Regions from separate parts of the Homo sapiens genome. Here region 2 is linked to region 1. A link is a contact called in ENCODE Hi-C or POLR2A ChIA-PET data. All regions are on one chromosome and are shown on one strand. The core of a region is the stretch at or near the end of the contact, and the rest is flanking DNA. Distances in the headings are between cores, read along the strand shown. Region 1 overlaps ATXN1 (ataxin 1). Region 2 overlaps ATXN1 (ataxin 1).

The links. Hi-C counts contacts between places; a loop is a spot of excess contacts on that map. ChIA-PET counts read pairs that join two places held with the same protein, here RNA polymerase II (POLR2A). Pooled maps may share reads with other maps.
Region 2: a loop to region 1 is called in a pooled map, with 6 times the contacts of the local background. The contact joins two enhancer-like sites. A Hi-C loop is called at or near these places in 1 of 168 maps with a recorded cell type or tissue (B cell), 25 of 37 single-sample maps with no recorded cell type and 15 of 50 pooled maps. POLR2A ChIA-PET finds 5 or more read pairs at or near these places in 5 of 52 experiments (GM12878, HEK293, HepG2 and 2 more).

Annotation. Positions count from the first base shown.
Region 1 is chr6:16,319,869-16,326,142 of GRCh38, reverse strand. All of the region lies in intron 7 of ATXN1 (ataxin 1), which reads left to right. Among named protein-coding and RNA genes, the nearest start is that of GMPR, 84 kb to the right of the region's middle. RefSeq lists enhancers at 3,403-3,462, 4,940-5,773, 5,686-5,805. Within about 2 kb of position 3,287, at least 22 of the 41 ENCODE cell types and tissues checked have a DNase peak (open chromatin) inside an H3K27ac peak, as active enhancers do; they include B cell, where a contact is called at or near this core.
Region 2 is chr6:16,588,513-16,594,786 of GRCh38, reverse strand. The region is part of intron 3 of ATXN1 (ataxin 1); the gene reads left to right. Among named protein-coding and RNA genes, the nearest start is that of ATXN1-AS1, 170 kb to the left of the region's middle. Within about 2 kb of position 2,791, at least 4 of the 41 ENCODE cell types and tissues checked have a DNase peak (open chromatin) inside an H3K27ac peak, as active enhancers do; they include B cell, where a contact is called at or near this core.

The DNA.
Region 1 (6,274 bases), core at 2,038-4,537:
AGAAACTCACCACTCTAGTTATTTTTTGAATTCTGTGATTAAGATGAGGAACCCTGATTAGGAAACGCTGCTGGACTTCAGGTCCTTCTAGTGGTCATTCGGCACTTTTTCTTACCAGGAAAAGACAGAGGATGCCGTTGGAGTGAGGGGATTAGATGCTAAAGCAATCATATCCCATTGCAACATCCATGTTTTAAAATATGTCTTATTAGCTGGGTACAGTGGTATATGCCTTCGGTCCCAGCTACTCCAGAGACTGAGGCAGGAGGATCACTTGAGCCCAGGAGTTCGAGGCTGTAGTGAGCTATGGCTGAACCTGTGACTATCACTGCACTCAAGCCTGGGCAACATAGCAAGGCCCGGTCTCCAACATATATATAATGTCTTATTATTTAGGTATGATAAGGCCAACAGATAGATCAGCAGACAACTCTCTTTGACGAGATAATTTTTATACTCTCTGATCCCAAGAGGAAAGGGCACTCTACACCAAGAGGTGTAGAACACCGTAAAGTGGGGGGCACCTGGGGAAGCCCCAGGTGGGTCAGGAGGTGGAGGGAGTGAGGGGAAATGTGGCAAACAACAGCCTTTATTGTGGTTTCATGGGAGGCAGGGTAAACGGGTTTAGGATTGGTTAGAGTGGATAATTCCAGTGTGCTCTGGGGTGTAGGGGCTGTCCTTAGTTGTCTGGCTGCTGGTGCTGGGGTGATCAATACAGGTGGAAGGGCTGGGCACAGTGGCTCACACCTGTAATCCCAGCACTTTGGGAGGCTGAGGCGGGTGGATCACCAGAGGTCAGGAGTTCGAGACCGGCCTGGCCAACATGGTGAAACCCTGTCTCTACTAAAAATACAAAAATTAGCCGGGCATGGTGGTGTGTGCCTGTAATCCCAGCTACTCCAGAGGCTGAGGTAGGAGAATTGCATGAACCCGGGAGGTGGGGATTGCAGTGAGCCGAGATCAGGCCACTGCACTCCAGCCTTGGACACACAGCAAGACTCTGTCTCAGACAAAAAAAAAAAAACAGATGGAAGGCAGCCCTAAGTGTGATGGACCAATATAGGAGGCTGCTGGGGAGTGGGCTCTGGACTGGTTAGTTTGCATATGAAAGTCAGGCTCCTAGGAATTAGCTCTGGACTGGTTGGTTTGCATATAAAAGTCAGGCCTCTAGGAATTAGCTAATCCTAGGAGAGACTATACCTCTGGGATCCACAAGACACTAAAATATCAAAGCATCAGAAAATAAAAGCGTGGTTAATACAATCTGAGAAGTCAGGGCTGTCCCAGGTGACCTGCTGGGCTTGGGGTAAAGTCAGCTGTAGCCAAGATGAGTCACTGGAAGTATGGTTAACGCTCTTAATTTCCACAGGCTCCTTCAATCTACCCTTTTCCAGGTTCTTAGATCGATTACATGCATTTATTCCACAGCCCATTTCTTTCACTGCCCAAGTTGCTGGGAGTCCAGCAGGTTCAGCCTGCAGCTGAGAGCTTTCCTGGCTATCGAGCGTACTTTCTACAAGTGTTTCCATCTAGGATTTGAAAACATTCAAATGGGACAGAGCCTCCTTCCAGCTTGAGTTGAAAATAGTCATGAAATAGCTGCTATTTGGGACATTCAGATAAAATAAAACAAGAAAAAAAAGATAAACTAATTAATGGTTTGAATTGTTTTGGGCATTTTTTTTTTTCATTTTTGAGACAGTGTTTCTTGTCTCCTAGGCTGGAATGCAGTGGTGCAATCATAGCTCACTGTGGCCTTGACCTCCTAGGCTCCAGCGATCCTCCCACCCCAACCTCCCTAGTAGCTAGGACCACAGGTGCATACCACCATGCCCAGCTAATTTAAAAATAAAAAACATTTTAGTAGAGATGGGGTCTTGCTGTGTTGCCTAGGCTGGTCTCAAACTCCTGGGCTCCAAGCAGTCCTTCCACCTCGGCCTCCCAAAGCCCTGAGATTACAGACACGAGTCCCTATGTCTGGCTTTTTTGAGCATTTCTTAAATGCCCAAGTGAGGAAAGGACCAAATCAGTTTTCCAGAACCACTCGTGAATGACTGGATATGGGGGCTTGCACAAAGCCGGGGCCCTGCATTGCCGAGAGCTTTTAGCCCTGAATACTTTTCTTTGTATTATGAGATGTCACTGTAGGTTTACAGTCTTTGGAAGGGCCCAAGAAAGATTTCCCCAAAGATCTTATTTAAAAAAAAAAGAAAATCAGGATTTTTAAAATAAATGGCATAATAATACAGCTCACTACCCCTCTGTAGTGGCTGTTCACTTCCTGCATGAATTAGGGGTGGGTACTAGGAGAAAGAAAATGAACTACCTTGAGCAAAGTTGACTCTTCACAGACCCCAGGTGACACATGGAAAATAAACATGAGTGAAGAGTCATTGCTTTTCATGGTACTTAGAATCCTTAACACATTTTTGTGAACAGAGGCAGGTGTGAAAAGAGGTTTTGTTTAGAAATGCGACTGGTTCCTTGCCGGCCAGCATCAACTTCAGCTTGAGAATGAAGGCAGCCACTTCAGCTGTGGGCCACACTTCCCAGGCCTGGCAGCCTCTGCAGAAACCAGACTCTTCTATTTTTTTTTTTTTTTTTTTTTTTTTTTTTTGGAGACAGAGTCTTGCTCTGTCACCCAGGCTGGAGTGCAGAGTGCAGTGGGGTGATCTTGGCTCACTGCAACATCTGCCTCTTGGTTCAAGTGATTCTTCTGCCTCAGCCTCCCAAGTAGCCGAGACTACAGGCACACGCCATCACCCCCTGCTAATTTTTGTATTTTTAGTAGAGACAGGGTTTCACCATGTTGGCCAGGCTGGTCTCGAACTCCTGACCTCAGGTGATTCACCCGCCTCAGCCTCCTAAAGCTGGGATTGTAGGCGTGAGCCACTGCGCCCAGCCCCTTACAGCCCTCTTCTGTTCTTGGGGAGGAAGATCTAGGTGTGTTTTTCCCTACTCCAAACTTTGCAAAATTAATGATTAAATGAAAGAGAAATTGGCTTCCCTGTGAAGTCAGAGCCCTGTTCTCATGTTTTTTCCCATAGTGAGATCACTAAATCTCTCTACTGACAGCCAGGGTGCAGACGAGCAGGTAGAAGTGTTGTCAGGGCCTGTTGGCAGGTCTGTGAGGTTGGCCCCCGCGTGGCTATGCTGCATGCCGGGAAGGGCTTCCTCAAAGAAAGGCAAGTGTGCTGAGACCTGCTGAAAAGGCAGCTAGGGCTTCACGCTGTAGAAACAAAAGTGCAAGGCCTGACGCAACCAATGATTTGTCACTTTACCGAGGAGCCTATCAGAAATCGGCTGACATCATCACAGCTAAAATACTCCACCAGCTGTGTTTGCCACAAGTGACAGGTTCAGAGTCAGTGGAGACTCAGACAGAGAGCATGAGAGGGGGAGATGGGAGGGAGAGAGAGAACTCATATCTGGACTTAATTGAGGTTCCAAAGGCTACATCCTTCTCCCCTCTGCAGTGCCTTCCTGAGGGGTTTTCTCCCCTAGCCTGAAGAATCTTCCTGGTCTTCTCAACTGGTTAGGCACTGCTGACACTGCACCCACAGAGAAATTCAGAAATGTGCAAATTGTTGAGCTTAATAAGCAAAATCACAAATTTGATTGGGGAAGTTGTGGAAGAAGAGATGGTTTTCTCCAAAACAGATGGCATTGTGACTCTAGGCAGAAATCCTGCATGAACAGACTCTTGAGGATGCCTGAACTCATAAGACCCCCCCAACATCACACCCCCAGGGAAAGCAGTGTGATATAGTATGGTGGTGACAGACCCAGGGGTGCGGATTTGGGTCTCTGGCAGGACAAGTTACTTCACCTCTCTGAGCTGCAGCACTCTCCTCTCTAAACCAGGCAAATGAGTTTTGTTTTTCTGTGGGTTTTTGTGTTCGTTTGTTTGCTTGTTTTGAGACAGGGTCTTGCCCTGTCACCCAGGCTGAAGTGCAGTGATGGGATCATTGGCTCACTGCAGCCTCAACCTCCTGGACTCAATTGATCCTCCCACCTCAGCCTCCCCAGTAGCTGGGACTATGGGTGTGTACCACTACACCCAGCTAATTTTCTGTGTTTTTTTGTAGAGACAGGGTTTTGCTATCTTGCCCGTGCTGGTCTGGAACTCCTGGGCTCAAGCGATCCACCCACCTCGGTCTCCCAAAATGCTGGGATTATAGGCGTGAGCCACGGCGCCCGGCCACGTATGATTCTTCATAGGAGATAATCTCTTGAGAGGGTTCCGTTTTTTAATGCTTCACTTTTATACTTTCCAGAACAGCACAGCCCTTGTAAAAATTTATTAGCGTCGGTTAACAAAAAACCAAGAAGAGCATTAAGATGAACATGTACTGACCTCATGCTAAGCGGCACACAGACCTCATGGGAACTAAAGCCATGGCATATAAAACTGAGGGGTGTTTAGTTTGGGGATGATTTTTAAGGGGCTGAATTCCTCATTAAGACTGTGGAAAGATGCCCCCAGCATTGTCCCAGCTGACGCTCCAGACGAGGCAATGTAGGAGAAAAATGCTTTTCCGTGTTTGTCACTATCCCTGTGGCATTGCCCTGCCCAGTACAGCTTTTCTCCACTCGAGCAAAGCGTCTATGCATCCCCCAGGCCCCCACCTAGGTGCTGTGGGAGGAAAGGGGAATGCCAGGTGTTGTCCATTGTTACTGCGTGCACCAAAGGAAGCCTCCTTCCTCTTCAGTGGAGGGTGATAGCACGTTCCCCACCCTGGAAGAGAGTTGCTGCTTTGCCATGCCTTGATTCTGGTTGAGAGTCCCAAAGGATGACAGAATCACTTCCCTTGGGCCTCACTGCCAAATATAATCCACTTAATATCCTCCAAGTTTGAGGCCATAAGTCTGTGGCGCATCCAGATGCGACCCCCGAGGCGATAGCATCAACGTGGGAGCCAATGCAACTCAAAAGAAGGATGGGGCTTCGCACCTCCTCCTTGGGTAGGAAGTAGGTTAGCTGCTTGGAAAATGCAGGAACTGGCACTGAAGAGATCTGAGTCTGAACATATCCCTCACCCGTCAGTAGCACTGGGACCTTGTGCAATGTTAGTTTTCCCTTCCCTGCTTCAACTTAGATGGCTCGGGCCCTGAGAAAGTGATTCACAGCTGAAAAATAAATCAAAGGCCTCGTGTTCTAAAAAGAGTTTATGGAAGGAGAGGCAGCTGATGAAAGTCTAGAAAGAAGGCTGAACTTTTCCAATGAGCACAATAAGCCATTTTTACCCTGCCTGTAATCCTCGGGGTGGAATCCCGCGAGTGGCCGAGGCGAGCACCCTTCCCGCCGTTCCTGTTTCTAAGGCTAAATGATGTCATGCCAGCCTGCGTGAGCATATCAATCTGTATTTCTGAGTATGAACTGGATTTGAGGGGTGCATTGGTGCTCCAGCCCTCCAGATCAGTAAGACAACCAATGCAGAAACAAGGGCTCCCAGGCTCCTCTTCTGCAAGAGGCTGTTAGTGACGTGCCCGCTGGGACAGCCCTGCCCAGGATGGCCCCAGCTGGGGAGCCTTTGGCTTCCATCTGGCGGCGTTCTATATTATCCCATCCTTCTGTCTCACCCTTCCTAGGTTCAGCTTCTCTGAAGAGTACACAGCATTTGCTCAGTGGAGTTGTAAAATGTATTGGTAAAGTGCTCTGGGTTGACACGTTCCTTTGCTTCTTTCCTAAATGCCAGGCTCTGTGTTATTAGGGCCGTCTGTCGCTTCCCAGCGCCTCCCGAGGTGACTGCTTCCCTGACTCGGTGGCTGCTTAATATTCAGTGCCATTTCCTCCTCCCGACTGTCCTGGCGTGGGTGTGAGTGTGCCTGTGTGTGTGCTCGTACAGCAGTTGTTATCATGATGTACTTACTGGCTGTCTACCGATGGCTTTCCTTTCATTCTACTATTTTTTGGTTGACTTCTGTGAGCTGTGAGTCATCGGTGGTAACATTATGCATTGAATGGATTAGCTGGTACCTAAAAATAGCCGAGGCCCTCATGCAGGCGGCACATGAGCCTGTAGAGTCAGTCCCTTTGCAGCCAAGGCAGACCCACTTGCCAACATTGAACATGCCGAGCTTGGTGGCGATGAATCCTAATGTATCAAAAAATAGATAGTTGGTGACTGCCCTGTGTGCAGAGCCCAGCCCTGGATTTGTGCCGCAGTTGTTGGTAATACACACTTCCTGTCTGTTCTGGTGCTGGAAAGGCTCCAACAGAGAAACTATGTCAAACCACATTTTTGTTTGTGGGTCTTTGTACCTCTCTAAA
Region 2 (6,274 bases), core at 1,542-4,041, 270 kb before region 1:
CCTGTAGGCTGGGCACGGTGGCTCACGCCTGTAATCCCAGCACTTTGGGAGGCCGAGGCAGGCGGATCACGAGGTCAAGAGATCCAGACCGTCCTGGCCAACATAGTGAAACCTCGTCTCTTCTAAAAATACAAAAATTAGGTGGGGGTGGTGGTGCGCACCTGTAGTCCCAGATACTCGGGAGGCTGAGGCAGGAGAATCACTTGAACCCAGGAGGTGGAGGCTGTAGTGAGCCGAGATCGTGCCACTGCACTCCAGCCTGGCGACAGAATGAGACTCCGTCTCAAAAAATAAATAAATAAAAAAAAAAAAAGGAAAAAAAGGAATTTGAGCCTGTAACACCAACTTCAGCACAAATAGATCTCTTTCTTGATTCTGAAATGATTTATCAGTTTTAAAAAATGGTGGGGTGCACTGCTGGTGGGAGTGTAGGTTGATATAGTCATTTGGGAAAGCAATTTGGCACTATTGTTTAACAGTGAATATTCATAGACCCATTCCTAGGCAATAACCCAGGGAAACTTATGCTGATGGGTATTGTTCCTAATGGACACAGCATTGTTTCTAATAGAAAAAAAAACGAAGCTGAAAAAATTTTAAAGGTCGTCAACAGACATATATATATATATTAGTCTAATATATGACAATTAGACTAATATATATATTAATTAGACTAATATATATTAGCTTCTATCCCTGTAGACTAATATATATTAGTCTAATATATAATAATTGAACTAATATGTATAATTTGACTAATATGTATATTAGCTTCTATCTCTATAGACATATATTAGTCTAATATATAATAATTAGACTAATATGTATAATAATTGGACTAATATATGTATTAGCTTCTATCTCTCCAGACTAATATATATATATATTAGTCTATTGAGAACCTTTATATATATATATATATATATATGCACACACACATATACACGTACATACATACATATATATAATTTTTTGCTTCACAGAATGGAATATTATACAGCAGTGAATATGAAGGAACTATAGTAGCTACCTGTAACAACATGGCTAAATCTTAGAAACAATATTGTGTGAAAAAAACTAGTCACAAAAGACTATATACAGTATGATAGTATTATAAAGTTTAAAATCAAGCACAATTAAACTATGTATTTTAGAGAGTGATAGATAGAAAATTTAAGATAGTGGTTACCCCTGGAGAGAAGGCAGGAGGATGGCTTAGGGAAATAGCAAATAGGTAGATGGATCAAAATACCCCTAAATGTCTAGTTCTCAAATAGGGTGGTCGGTGTATGCCTGTTCATTTTATTCTTATGCTTCACAGGTTACGTACATGTTAGTGCATTCTTTTGTGGGTTACAAACATTGCATGATAGAAATATTTTTAAAGTGATAGCATGTCAGAATTATGGCTTGTTTTTTCCATCTCTATTTCCTAACATTCTCTTTCCATAGTCCCCAGGGAGGGGGCTTGAGATCACACAGGAGTAATTAGAAGGTCTGCTTCTGACAGTGTCGCTCCTTGAGTGGTGGAGGTTTTAGGGGGAGGCTGACAGTAACTACTGAGTGGAATTGAGAGGTGAAGCCAGCTGGACTTCCTGGGTCGAGTGGGGACTTGGAGAACTTTTCTGTCTTCCAAGGGTATTATAAAATGCAGCAGTCAGTGCTCTGTAGCTAGCAAGAGGTTTGTAAAATGCACCAATCAGTGCTCTGTAAAAATGCACCAGTCAGTGCTCTGTAGCTAGCAAGAGATTTGTAAAATGCACCAATCAGTACTTTGTAAAATGGACCAATCAGCAGGGTTCTAAAAGTAACCAATCATGGGGAGGATTGAGAAAAGGGCGTTCTGATAGGACAGAAACAGGACATGGACGGGAAAAATAATGGAATAAAAGCTGCCCCCCCCAACCCCCCACCCCCACCCGCACCAGCCACCAGTGCAACCTGCTCAGATTCTTTTCCAGCTGTGGAAGCTTTGTTCTTTCACTCTTTATGATAAATCTTGCTGCTGTTCAGTCTTTTGGGTCTGTGCCATCTTTAAGAGCTGTAACAGTCACCGCAAAGGTTAGCGGCTCCATTCTTGAAGTCAGCGAGACCACGAACCCACCAGAAGGAACCAACTCCAGACACAGAATCAGCTAGGAGACGTGGGTGCTTTCTGTATAGTGCTTCCTACCAAAAGCCTAGAAAATCTTGGGGCGTGGAGAAAAGAAAATCCATCAAGTAAAGGCTTGATCACCTCTTGGAAAACCCATATTCATTGTCCCAACAGTGACTAATACGTCTAACTGTGGGCCTGGGTAGGATATTATGAGAAACCTGTTCTTTTGGTGCCCACCTTTCTTTTCTGAGCAACACGTGGTCTTCTGAGTGAGGCAGGAGTCCGGCATATGCGTGATGATGTAATATGTTAGGCAGCCAGGCCCTCACCTTTTCAAAGGTTCGATCTTGAAAAATCAAAGGTGGATATGTGAGAAATAAGCCCATATAGGAATAAGAATGACAATGGAAGTGGAAAATGTAAGTTGGGACTGATGTTCTGCTGCTTTGAGTACTGAAATTCTCTGCTGCTCGGATTCATCATCACTGAAGTGCTGGCCAGTACTGGGAGGGGGGCAGAGCTCTCCCGGGAGTCGTCGCTTATTCTGAAACAGCTGAGCAGAATAATGAGTGACAGGCTGGTGGTGGGGAGGTTGAGTCTTACTCCGGATTTCCATTAAATGAGTGCATGGAATCAATAGCTAACTGAACATTTGTCTTTAGAACACCCAGGGGCCCCTGGGGAATTTGGTATTTTCAGTCTAATTCTCAGACAGGAAAATGCGCAGCATGACTATTTTTTAAAATAGTTTCAACATCTTTTATGTAATGCTGATGCATCTGGAAGTGAAAACGCTAAGAGTTTCATTTCACTAAAAAATGGATTTTTTTTGGCTTTAACCTTTAAGTTGAAATCACAATTAGTGGCCTTTTCACCATAGTCATAAGAGTATCAAAGTGTGTGTATTCACCCACACATCAAACCAGTGTTTACTGAGAGTATATTCTGTGCAAAGAATTGTGCAGTTTGTTATGAAAAATACAGAGACCTCGCTGGGGCCCCTAAGGAGCTCATAGTCTAGAAAGGGAGACAGATCATTACACGGCAGGGAAAATACAATATGTATGGGAGCATGTCACAAAGGAAGTGACATCGAGCTGAATCTTAAAGGAAGAGCAATGCTTGAATGAATGAGGACATCCCTGATTGAAGGACCAGCATAATGAACAAAGAATTTTGCCTTATATTACTAAGATTCCATCAGATGTTATGACGCAAACATAAGCATCATGGTAATGAAATTAATAGTAAATTTAAATAAAAATGATCAAATTAAGACTTTTTTGGTTTTGTCTATTCTACCTTCTCATTTTAATTATGTTGCAAAGAACCATATACTTAGGGTAAACTGGTCAATAGCTGTGGCCATGGAATAGAATTATAATTCAATTTAAAAGGAGTTTAATAGTCTCATGGTAAATGAATAGGTTACAGCTGGGCACTGTGGCTCACACCTGTAGTCCCAGTTCTTTGGGAGGCCTAGGTGGGAAGATTGCTGGAGACCAGTAGTTTGAGTCCAGCCTGGGCGACATAGCAAGACCCTGTCTCTACTAAAAAATTAAAAAAATAGTTGGGCGCAGTGGCTCACGCCTGTAATCACAGCACTTTGGGAGACCACATGCTGGTCGAGACCATCCTGGCCAACATGGAGAAACCCCATCTCTACTAAAAATACAAAATTAGCTGGACGTGGTGGTGCATGCCTGTAATCCCAGCTACTCAGGAGGCTGAGGCAGGATAATTGCTTGAACCTGGAAGGCGGAGGTTATGGTGAGTGGAGATTGCGCCATTGCACTCCAGCCTGGGCAACAGGAGTGAAACTATGTTTCAAAAAAAAAAAAAAATTAAAAAATTAGCCAGGCATGGTGGCGTGTGCCTGTAGTCCCAGCTACCCAGGAGGCTGAGGTGAGAGGACCACCTGAGCCCGAGAGGTTGAGGCTGAAGTGAGCTGTCATCACACCACTGCACTCCAACCTGGGAAACAGAGTGAGAACTTGTCTCAAAGAAAAAAAAAAAAGAATGTTATGAATTTAGTATTTTTATACTTCCCCTACAACTCTAGTATCTCTGAGGAAAAGCCTCAATCAGAAAAATGATTTGCTTTGGGGTTTTATCTTTTATCAGTGATAAATGTGAATTGAGAATAGAAATCTCAAAATGCAATAATGATAGTACTTTATATTTCAGTAGGACTTAATATATAAAACTCTAATATGCATTATTTAAATTTGGCCAATATGCAAGAGAAAAGCAACATAGGGCAGAATTATGAGTTTGCTTCGTAAAATAACTATTACCAGTTCATTCTGTTCAACTATGTACTGGTAGCATTTGTAAACAATTCATTCTTATTTTTTTTCCAAAGTGCATTGCAAAATAGTCTTGCCTGTATTTTCCTGTTTGCAGTCTATTTCATTAAATTTCTGCAATTCTAAATTAGAATAGCATCTAATAGACCACATATGAAATGTGCTTGCTATTAATTCAGACATTTTATGGCATATTCATTAGTCAAATCCTTAGTATTTATTTATGAAGTCACATTACTCTGTCCAGTAATTAACAGAAGTGGATGAATATGCATCTCTAATTTTTTTTTTAGCAAAAGAAATAGCTTACAGTAAGTATTTATAATTACGTCAGCTCAATGTTTACAGCACTTGAATGGCGATATGTGTAGTTTCTGTCATTTAGACTTCATAGATAATTTTTGTACAGAAATGCTTTGTTGTTGATGCTTTGCTTCCTTCACACATATATCACAGATTACCGAAACAATCATTAGTCCTTCAGTTGCAACGGATAAGACTCTTCTTTATCCTTAATTTTCTGAGCTCCTTTCTAGGCATTTTATGTTCTTACACAGATGCTAATGCTAATTAATGCTTTAATATGAAAGATACTGGCAAATAAAACTGTTACATTTTACCCATAAGTTGTAAATTCAGCTTAGTTGCCCTAACAATACTGATAGTGATAATGGCTGTACAATTAATATTTATGGAGTGCTTCCAGTATACTGAGCTCTGTGCTAAACATTTTACTTATGTAGCTTAGTTAACTCTCGTAACAACCCTGTGAGGTAGGTGTTATTAGCCCGTTTCACAGATGAATTTGTAATCATTATGCCTTACCACATTTAATAATAACATTCTCTATTAATCGTATATTTCAGATGCCCAGCTCTGGAACTTTGCAGTATGAAACGTGTGTGTATGTGTGTGATGTATATATAATATATAAGTATGTATATATAATATATAAATGTAGATTATATAATATATATGTGTGCGTGTATATACACACATTTCTTTTTTTTGTTGTTGTTAATTTATGTGCCACGCTGCTGTACGAAACTCTGGGGTACTATGATGAGGGGATACCTCTTTCTTGCCTTTAAGGGACTTAGGTTGTGGTGGGAGAGATGGACTTGGTTAAGGAACAAGTACAGGAAAATATGATAATTGCTTTAATAGGGATAGGTACAGGGGTTGTAGAAAAATGAGAGAAAAGGGCCCCCACTTCCCAGAAGGTGTCAGGGAGTTTTTCACAGAGAAGCGTCCCCAGCCCTGAGACTTGAAGACTGAGTGAGTTTGAAAAGATGATGTGTGGGGGGAACAGAAGAGAGAAGGGTGTGGAGATGAGGGAAACAAGATGGGGTCAGGGAGCTACAGGGAGGGACTTGGAGGTGCTGAGGGTCAAGTGCAGCAGGAGGAGAGACCCGGCTGGCTGGGGTCAGAGCTCAAGGAGCCTTGCATGTTACCCAAAGGAATGTAGATGTCATACTCTGTGTGCTGGAAAACGATTTACAGATGAATCCAATCAACACTAATTAAATCAGTATGATTAAGGGATGACCTTCCTTTCTTCCTACCTTCCTCCCTCCCTTCCTCCTTCCCTCCTTCTTTGGCTCATTTATTCACTCAGAAGATTTTATTGAGTGCCCATAATGTGCAAAGCTTTCCATTGAATCCCAAAGATGAAAGGAGGGGTGAGAGTGGACACAGTTCTCCCTTTCTGGAGTTTATTGATTCGTGGGGGAAAACAAGCATTAATCAATGAATCAACCAAAAAATGTAAAAGTTACAAAATGACTACTATAACCAGGGAGGGTCATTCTATACAAGTGTGTCCTAGGAGGTGGTGACCTGGCTGAGGAAGTCTCCCTTGAGAAGA